Linked DNA regions of Homo sapiens: regions 2 and 3 are each linked to region 1. A link is a contact called in ENCODE Hi-C or POLR2A ChIA-PET data. All regions are on one chromosome and are shown on one strand. Each heading gives the region's core, a stretch centred on a gene start or an enhancer-like site at or near the end of the contact. The rest is flanking DNA. Distances are from core to core; before and after follow the strand shown. Region 1 overlaps ZMIZ1 (zinc finger MIZ-type containing 1). Region 2 has its middle 7.8 kb from the start of LINC00595. Region 3 overlaps LOC105378379 (a long non-coding RNA gene).

Region 1 (2,586 bases), core at 57-2,556:
CTGTGTTGGCATCCAGCATGTGCACATACCTGCTGTGAAGTATGCAAGGGGTCACATGTGTATGTGCCTATGCACACGTGTGCTGTGCAGACGCCTCTCTCTGGGTGCGTGTGCATTATGTGGACTGATGAACTAGTGAGGCCTCAAAGGTGGGAAATAAAACACTTGTGTTGGGACAGCTGACTGTTCGGTTGGCTGCCACCCTTGGGAGCTAGCTGCCTGTGGAGCTCCACATTTCTGTGGGGCAGCTAGAAGCACCTCATCCCTGTGTCCAGTGAGGAGCCCCCTGAGGGCTGTTTGCCTCCCCCAGCCGTTGAGACCGTTGAGATGCTTCTCTCCTTGCTGACTTGGCAGCCCAGAGATATCCAGGGCTCTATTTGGACCTGTCAGAGGGGCTCCAGCCCAGCTCTGCTCACGATGCCCTCCGTGTCCTCTTCCTCTCCCCACCTCCGCTTCCCACCCTGCTGCATGAGGGCATGAGGCAGGTGTTCCCAGGCCTTTTCAGCTCTCAACGTTCTATCCTCCAAGCAGCCCTCTATACATAATAGCCGCTAACTTTTCTTGAACTAGTCTTCTGCACCAGGCGCCGCTAAGCATAGACACCCTCGCTCTGCTGGGTGGTGAGAAGTGTAAATGGAAGCTTGGTCCCGAAAGACGTCCCACGGGAGTTGGGAAGACCGAGCTGACCCCATGTTACCATCCAAAAACTTCCATTTGCCCAACTAAGCCCAGCCAAGCGTAAGGTGCAAGAAGAAGCACAGAGCTGTGAAAGGGGCAGCGTCTTGGCCTTGGGCTGCCCTGGAAGAACAGCTCCCGGGGCTGCCGGGCCTTCAGCCTCCCCATGGACCTGCCTTGGGACAGGCTTTGCAGCTTCAAAAGCAGGCATTCTCCTCTTGTGGGGATGGTGTTTTCTGAACAGCCGGAGCTCCTCACAGGGAATCCTAAGAGGCTGGTATTTGACAGGCTGCCAAAGGCTGGCCAGCCCGATCCTGTGCTTTGCAGACAGCGAAATGGAGGTCCAGCTCTCTGCCCTATTCACTCAGCAAAGCAGGGTCCTGATCCCCCATGCTGATTAGCTTTGCATGGCTCCTGGCTGCTCTGACCAGGAGACATGGCGGGGGTCCTGAGCCGGGATGGGGGTAGCCTGCTTGGTCTCACCCCCCATTCAGGGGCAGTAGGAAGGGCTGAGGCCACGGGTGCACCTGGGGCCAGGCCGACAGTGATCTGTTGGGCGGGAGCCCGGCCTCTCCGGCTATAGAGCTGCAGCCACGGAGGATTTGTAGCGACTTGTAAAGGCTTAAAGGAGTCCAGGAGCCCGGAGGCGGAGGCAGCGGCCCAGCTGAGTGGCGCTCTTGTGGCGAAGGGCGACCTCTGCTGGCCACCAGGTGCGTGTCACCTCCCAAAGGTGGCCGGTGTGCAGGGAGCCCAGTGATGTAAGTGACTGGATTTGGGCAGGTTGGGTGGAACAAGAAGGTCATCTCCTGGGGCCCAGTCACAGCCGGAGGTGGGGACTACCAGGAAGCTCTGACTGCCAGTCATGGGGAGTGCAAAGAACAGCACATTAACAGCTGGAAAGGTAGAGGGTTTGAATCTCAGCCCAGCAGCTTTCCGGCTGTGTCACCTTGGGCAATTTGCTTCACCTCTCTGAGCCTTTTAAGGATGAAGAAAATTAGCACTGCATAGGGCCTGGCCTGGTGCCTGAACATAGCAGGTGTAGAACAAATGGAAGATCCCAGCCTGCCCCTCAACAAGCTGTCTCTTGCATGCCTCCCTCAGCGCACCCTTCCTCTCTTTATGCCTGAGACCCTTTGCTCTCTAGGCCTTTGACCCTTTTACTCCAGAGACTGGAGCCTCCATCTCCTCCATTCCTGGGGTTAGTAACCGCAGTTCTCCATCATTGACCTCAACAGTTTAAAAATGTCACCTCACCTGTAGGTGCCTCCATAATCCGCTAGCCATTTGTTCTTTTATTAAGAAACACAGGACACAGCGCTGTCCCTGTGGTCTGCGATGTCCCTCCTGCCATCCATCTACCCACCCTTGGGTCTCACAGGTGTTGCAAGCCCAGACACTCACCCCTCGGTTCCTGTGAGCTGCAGCCCTGCCTGGGAGCAAAGCCCCCCTGGGACCTGGACCCAGCCCAGTGCCCCTTGGCCTTGAACAAAACACTGATGGGCCCCAGGCTCCTCAGAGTAAAACCAGTTGAGGCAGAGCGGGTAGATAGGGGACCTGAAAGCACCTTCGGCCCTTAATATTCCAGGAATCTTTCTGTCCAGAAGCCAGTTCAGTCCAGCCGCCGGCCTCCAGACAAGACTGCCCGTGACCCCACGTGGGGCCAGCCCGAAGGTGGACAGTCCCATCTCCCAGTTTGCTGTTAACTTCTTAAAGCAGGACCTGGGCCCCCGCTATGACTAAACAGAAAAGAACTGCCTCTGAGCCCTGTGGTCGCCAGCTGGGTGGATCTAAGCTCCTGTGCCTGCTTGGGGCTTCCAGGCAACAAGCATTTATCAAGGCCCACCGGGCTCTGCCCCCGGACACAATGTCAGGAGAAAGTTCCTCTTGAGAGGTAGACCCTTATGGGTCACT
Region 2 (2,586 bases), core at 60-2,559, 940 kb before region 1:
TTAGTAGGGACAGAAAGAAGCCAGATGCTTTCCATCAGGACACTGGAAGAACGGCCCTAAAGGTATTTTGGAGATCTTCAGGGCTGCCACATCCATCACAGGCCCAGAGTGCCAGGGCCTTGAGGGTGGTAGAACTGTTTCAAGGGAGGGGCTCAGTGTGCCTGTGGGACCTTGGGCTTGCTGCCCAGAGCCACCTCCAATTTTTGCTTCATACTTCTGGTGCAGTGCTCTTTAGCCACCCCAGCTGAGGCTCAAGTGTGGCTCAAGAGGGCCCTGGTACAGCTTGGGCTGCCACTTCAGAGGGCACAGGCTGTCAACCTTGGTAGCGAACCTCAGAGGCCCAACCCCTGACTCGTTGTGTCCAGAAGGCAGGACATGGAGTCAAAAAATATTCTTCTCAAGCTTCAAGATGTAACACTGTTTGCCTTGCTGGGTTTTGGACTTACTTGGGATCTGTTACTCCTTTCTTTTTTCCAGTTGCTCCCTTTTGGAATGGGAACATCTATCCTATGCCTGTCCCACCATTGTATTTTGGAAGCACGTAACTTGTTCAGTTTCACAGGCTCACAGGTAGAGGGCAGTTTGCCTCAGGATGAATCACACCTTTGAGTCTCACCCATATCTGATTTAGATGATATTTAGATGAGACTTAGGACTTTAGACTTTTGAGTTGATGCTGGAACGAGTTAAGAATTTTGGGGCTATTGGGATGGAATGGATGTATTTTGCATGTGAGAAGAACATGAATTTTGAGGGGTCAGGGGTAGAATGTTAAGGTTTGAATGTCTGTGTTCCCCTAAAATTTGTGTGTTGAAACTTAAGACCCAATGTGATAGGGTTAAGAGGTGGGGCCTTTAGAAGGTGGTAAGTCATGAGAGCTCCACCCTCATGAATGGGATTAGTGTCCTTTTAAAAGGACTTGAGGGAAGCATCTGGGCCCCTTTTGCCTTTTGTCCTTCTGCTATGTGAGGATGAAGCAGCAAGCCACCCTCTTGCAAGCAGAGTTGATCAGCTCTTACCAGACACCAGATCTGACGCTATGATATTGGACTTCCCAGCCTCCAGAGATGTGAGGAATACATCTCTGTCCTTATAAATTACCCAGTCCCAAGTACTTTATTGTTGCAGCATGAATGAACCAAGACAAGTCCACTTTCTATCTCCAGCCCAGTCATTGCTCCTGAGCTTCAGAACCACATATCCAACTACCTACAAGATACCTTCTTGAGGATGTGCCAGACAGTGGAAACATTCAAAGCAGAACTTCTCATCATCTCCATGCTTGCTGTCCCATGTTCCTCTTCCCTGTGACTGGCACCATTGCCCAACCAGTTATGCAAGGGAGAAACGTCGACTCCTCCTTTTCCACTGCCCCCGCCAAAGACCCAACCAATCTTCAAGTCCTGTACATTCTAACCCCTATGTAGGTCTTAAGTTCCCAGTTGCTTTTCACTTCCACTGTTCCTGCCCTGTCCAGGGCCCCCCAGATTTTCTACTGGATGGGCCTCTCCCTGGGTTATCTGCCTCTAAGTGTGCCTTCTCCCACTATTTTTCACATGGTGACTTAGGAACAGTTTCAGTCTGACCTTGTCACTCTTCTCCATTCAGGCCTTGAGTGGTGTCCTATTGCTTCTGTTTGGACAAAATCCACATCTTAGCCTGGCTCCTCTTCTGTCTCTAGGTATTTATCCTCCAGGATAATCAAATAGCTACTCCACTAGCCTGGCTCAGCACCAGAGCTAGGCAGAAAATTCAAATGATTGTAGCACAGTTTACCAAGTTTCTGTTATTGAGCTAAAATAAAAAGGGTCAGCTTGTCCAGTTGGATTCATAAGAATCAGAGATCTCAACCAGTACTAAGCCTTACTAATAACTGCAAGGATACAAATAATTGTGAGGCCCGGGTAAAGTGTGAAGTCTGAACCACAATACAGCTCCCAGGACTTTTTTGCCACATTAGGCTGTGCCCTGGCCCAGACTTATCACTAGGGGTCTCTACGTGCTACACGCGAGCCATCCTTCTTGAAAGCGTAGCTATTTGGGTCCTGAAACATCTTCACTTTTTTCTCTGCTAGTTTCATAGCTTGCACAACATTTTCCAGGGAGCCATCTGACATAAATCCATAGGTTCCAGGTTTGTTTACCGCGAGCGGTTTTAGGCAGATAGGGCACGTCTCGCTAAAAGCATTCCATAGATAAGAGAGCTTCTGCTGGCCAACATCATTAGAGTGTTTGCCAGAGGCTCTGTCCCTGGAAGGATTATGAGGGGATTTGATGGGGTCATCTTTCTGTCTTGCCTGGGGTGTCTCTCCTACAGGTAGAGAATGAACTGCAGGCATACAGCTGACCCTCTCTTTCCCCGTCCTGCTCTGCCCACCTCCAACATGCTGGTGCTTCCCAGAGCTCTGACCTTGGTCTCTTCTCTTCTTACTCTACATGTGTAATATGGAGCACCTCCTCCTCCTCCTCAGCAGCTTCCTTTCTCTAGACACAGAGTCTCCCAAAGCTACCTCTTTTACCTTTCAGCTTCAGACTCACATATTCCCCTGTTCATTGCTGCCTTAATGTCCTCCAGTCCTCAGACAA
Region 3 (2,586 bases), core at 47-2,546, 560 kb before region 1:
TACTTCTAGTTGTCTCCCAGGTGACCATTGGATGGGAGGAGCAGTGGTCAAATAATACTTTAGTCTTATCTATAATATTTTGTAAGGAGCAGTTATCTTGATTTTATTTATGCAATTAAAATTAATTTTACAATGAAAGGAAATGGCAAAAAATGGCATACATGCTGTGACAATCTTAGTGACTGCAAGTCTGAGAGTAAAGCCTCTTTCTACCATTTTGTGAGCTAGCTTTGTTACAAAGAAAGTGCTGGGGGAATTAAATGCTAGTTGTGATAGGTAATTTCTCTGGAAGCCTAAGGTCCCACAGCACGGAGGCTAGAGGAATTTTTTTTAAACATATATTTGTTTTATACTGGCAAAAGTGACATATATTCACAGTAGATGATTTTCAAGCTATTGAAAAGTTTTTTTTTTTTTTTTTGAGACTAAGTCTTGCTCTGTCACCCAGGCTGGAGTTGCAATGGTGTGATCTCTGCTCACCGCAACCTCTGCCTCCTAGGTTCAAGCGATTCGCCTGCCTCAGCCTCTCAAGTAGCTGGGATTACAGGTGCGCACCACCATGCCCGGATAATTTTTTCTATTTTTAGTAGAGACGGGGTTTCACCACGTTGGCCAGGCTGGCCTGGAACTCCTGACCGCATGATCTGCCTGCCTCGGCCTCCCAAAGAGCTGGGATTACAGGCGTGAGCCACCGCGCCTGGCTGAAAAGTTTTAAATGGAAAATGGAAACCTCTTGTAATCCACCCATAGAGTCGTAATCATGGTTAACATTTCAGCACAGGGGCTACCGTGGATTTGGACACACCTGGAGTCACACCCCACCTCTGCCATTCACCTGTACCATATAAAACTTAGTCCTGGAGCTGTGAATAGGGAAGATAATACTCAGTCATAGGGCGAGAACTAATTAACTGAGGGTGCTCTGCAGTGAGCGCCAGGAGTGTTCAGTAAATACAAGTACTCACTGTGCACTGGTTGGCAGCGTCACGCCTTCATGTATGTTTTTCCACCAAATTGGGATCATGCAATATACGTTGTATTTATCCCTTTTATCTGATATTTTAACATGCACACTTTTAATGTGGGCACTCTTGAGTCCTTGGGGACACAAGTTGAGCTGTGCCAGGCCAACTTGCAGAGCTGGTGGTGAGAGCTGTGTCCTGCACCTGCTCTGAAGCCATTCATGGCTCCCTGCTGCTGCCAGAGTAAATCTAATTTACTTGGAGTCTGTCTGGGTTCTTCAGACTCTGGCCCTATGCTGGCTGCCCTGCCTTTTCCCCATCTGCTTAGCCTGCTCCCTTTGCATCCAGATTCCCCTGAGTGAGTCATCCTGACACCTCCCAGCCTCCAGCCCCATGCCCGGAACTCTACCTTTCTCCTTGTGTCCATTCAAACCCAGTCTCTCCACTGGGGCTCTTGTCTTCACTGTTCAGGTACAATAATCCCCTCTATTTCTCAGTTCCACATTTTCCAGAGCACTGGTGTGACCCAAACACTTTCGACCTCAATCAGTCAATTTCATTCACTGTTTGGTATTCATTTTTCTCTCCTCAGCTACATTGCATGTCCCTAAAGACTGGGGTGTTGCAATTTGCCACTTTTCTTTTTTTAATTCTAAAAGTTACCTAGGACTGTGCTGAACACATAGGAAACACCCAGATACATGTTGGCTGGTGTTTTTGCACCAGATAATGAGTGACTGGGTGTTTTTTGTTTGTTGCTTTTCCTAGCCTCAGGAATGTCTCCTGGCTGGGTCAGCTGTCAGCTAAGAAACACAGACCTTGTCTCGTGGCATGGATATCTGCAGTTGTTATCTTTCCAGCAGCCATGCCCTTGTTTTTTCATAACCCTTTTCCCATTCTCTGTCCACGTGTTTAGCAATGAAATGGGTCAACCCTGGCTTAGGGATTGAGTCTCATTCCTGGTCACAGTGATTGGTTTAGGATGGACAGAGGACCTACACAATCCAACAAAATACCACCCTGGAACTTTTACTACACAAAAAGGGAGAAATATAAAGGTCTCTCCCTCCTGGTCTTTGTTTTAGAAGATAAGGAGTTCTGGACCTGCCAGCAGCCACCATATGGAGGAATTTTACCTGAGAGCAGAGCCACTACTTGGGAAAACAGTCAAGATATGAAGGGAGTGTTGGATGTGTTACTATTAAGTGGTGGTGTCTGAACCCTGGATCCAGCCAAACCTGCAGCCAAATCCTATCCTTGTTATTTTTAGCTATATGAACCAAAATGTTTTTGGTTTTATTAAATCAGTTTGGCTTAGCTTTTCTGTCACTCATAACTCAAAGACTCTAGGCTTGCCTCAGCCCCTAATTCTAAGACTTCTACTATCTGAACTTCTTTTCCACAGAAACTGAACATTTTGGAGCAGCCATAACAGACCCCAGAGCCCATGTCCATCCTCCTGGCTCTTACCTCCCAAGACCACACAAGGAGCTGCAGATCTGGAGCTGGGACTGAGTGTCTCCAGGACAGGGCTGTGCTGCTCTCCTGAGCCTTTGAGAGGACTGTGGGTGCTCACACAACCCATCACAGCTGTAGGTCTCAGGGAAACAGAGTGGTAATCATA

Evidence for each region. A loop is a pair of places that touch in the nucleus more often than their neighbours do. ChIA-PET counts read pairs that join two places held with the same protein, here RNA polymerase II (POLR2A). Pooled maps may share reads with other maps.
Region 2: a map of naive thymus-derived CD4-positive, alpha-beta T cell shows a loop between it and region 1 (26-fold over the local background). The contact joins two enhancer-like sites. A Hi-C loop is called at or near these places in 5 of 168 maps with a recorded cell type or tissue (CD4-positive, alpha-beta T cell, CD8-positive, alpha-beta T cell and naive thymus-derived CD4-positive, alpha-beta T cell), 2 of 37 single-sample maps with no recorded cell type and 10 of 50 pooled maps.
Region 3: a loop to region 1 is called in a pooled map, with 2.6 times the contacts of the local background. The contact joins two enhancer-like sites. A Hi-C loop is called at or near these places in 1 of 168 maps with a recorded cell type or tissue (posterior vena cava) and 2 of 50 pooled maps. POLR2A ChIA-PET finds 5 or more read pairs at or near these places in 4 of 52 experiments (GM12878, WTC11, activated naive CD4-positive, alpha-beta T cell and 1 more).

What each region holds. Positions count from the first base shown.
Region 1 is chr10:79,194,250-79,196,835 of GRCh38, forward strand. All of the region lies in intron 4 of ZMIZ1 (zinc finger MIZ-type containing 1), which reads left to right. Among named protein-coding and RNA genes, the nearest start is that of ZMIZ1, 130 kb to the left of the region's middle. RefSeq lists an enhancer at 1,556-1,645. Within about 2 kb of position 1,307, at least 23 of the 41 ENCODE cell types and tissues checked have a DNase peak (open chromatin) inside an H3K27ac peak, as active enhancers do.
Region 2 is chr10:78,258,267-78,260,852 of GRCh38, forward strand. No RefSeq gene overlaps it. Among named protein-coding and RNA genes, the nearest start is that of LINC00595, 7.8 kb to the right of the region's middle. Within about 2 kb of position 1,310, at least 2 of the 41 ENCODE cell types and tissues checked have a DNase peak (open chromatin) inside an H3K27ac peak, as active enhancers do.
Region 3 is chr10:78,633,280-78,635,865 of GRCh38, forward strand. All of the region lies in intron 4 of LOC105378379 (a long non-coding RNA gene), which reads right to left. Among named protein-coding and RNA genes, the nearest start is that of LINC00595, 370 kb to the left of the region's middle. Within about 2 kb of position 1,297, at least 4 of the 41 ENCODE cell types and tissues checked have a DNase peak (open chromatin) inside an H3K27ac peak, as active enhancers do.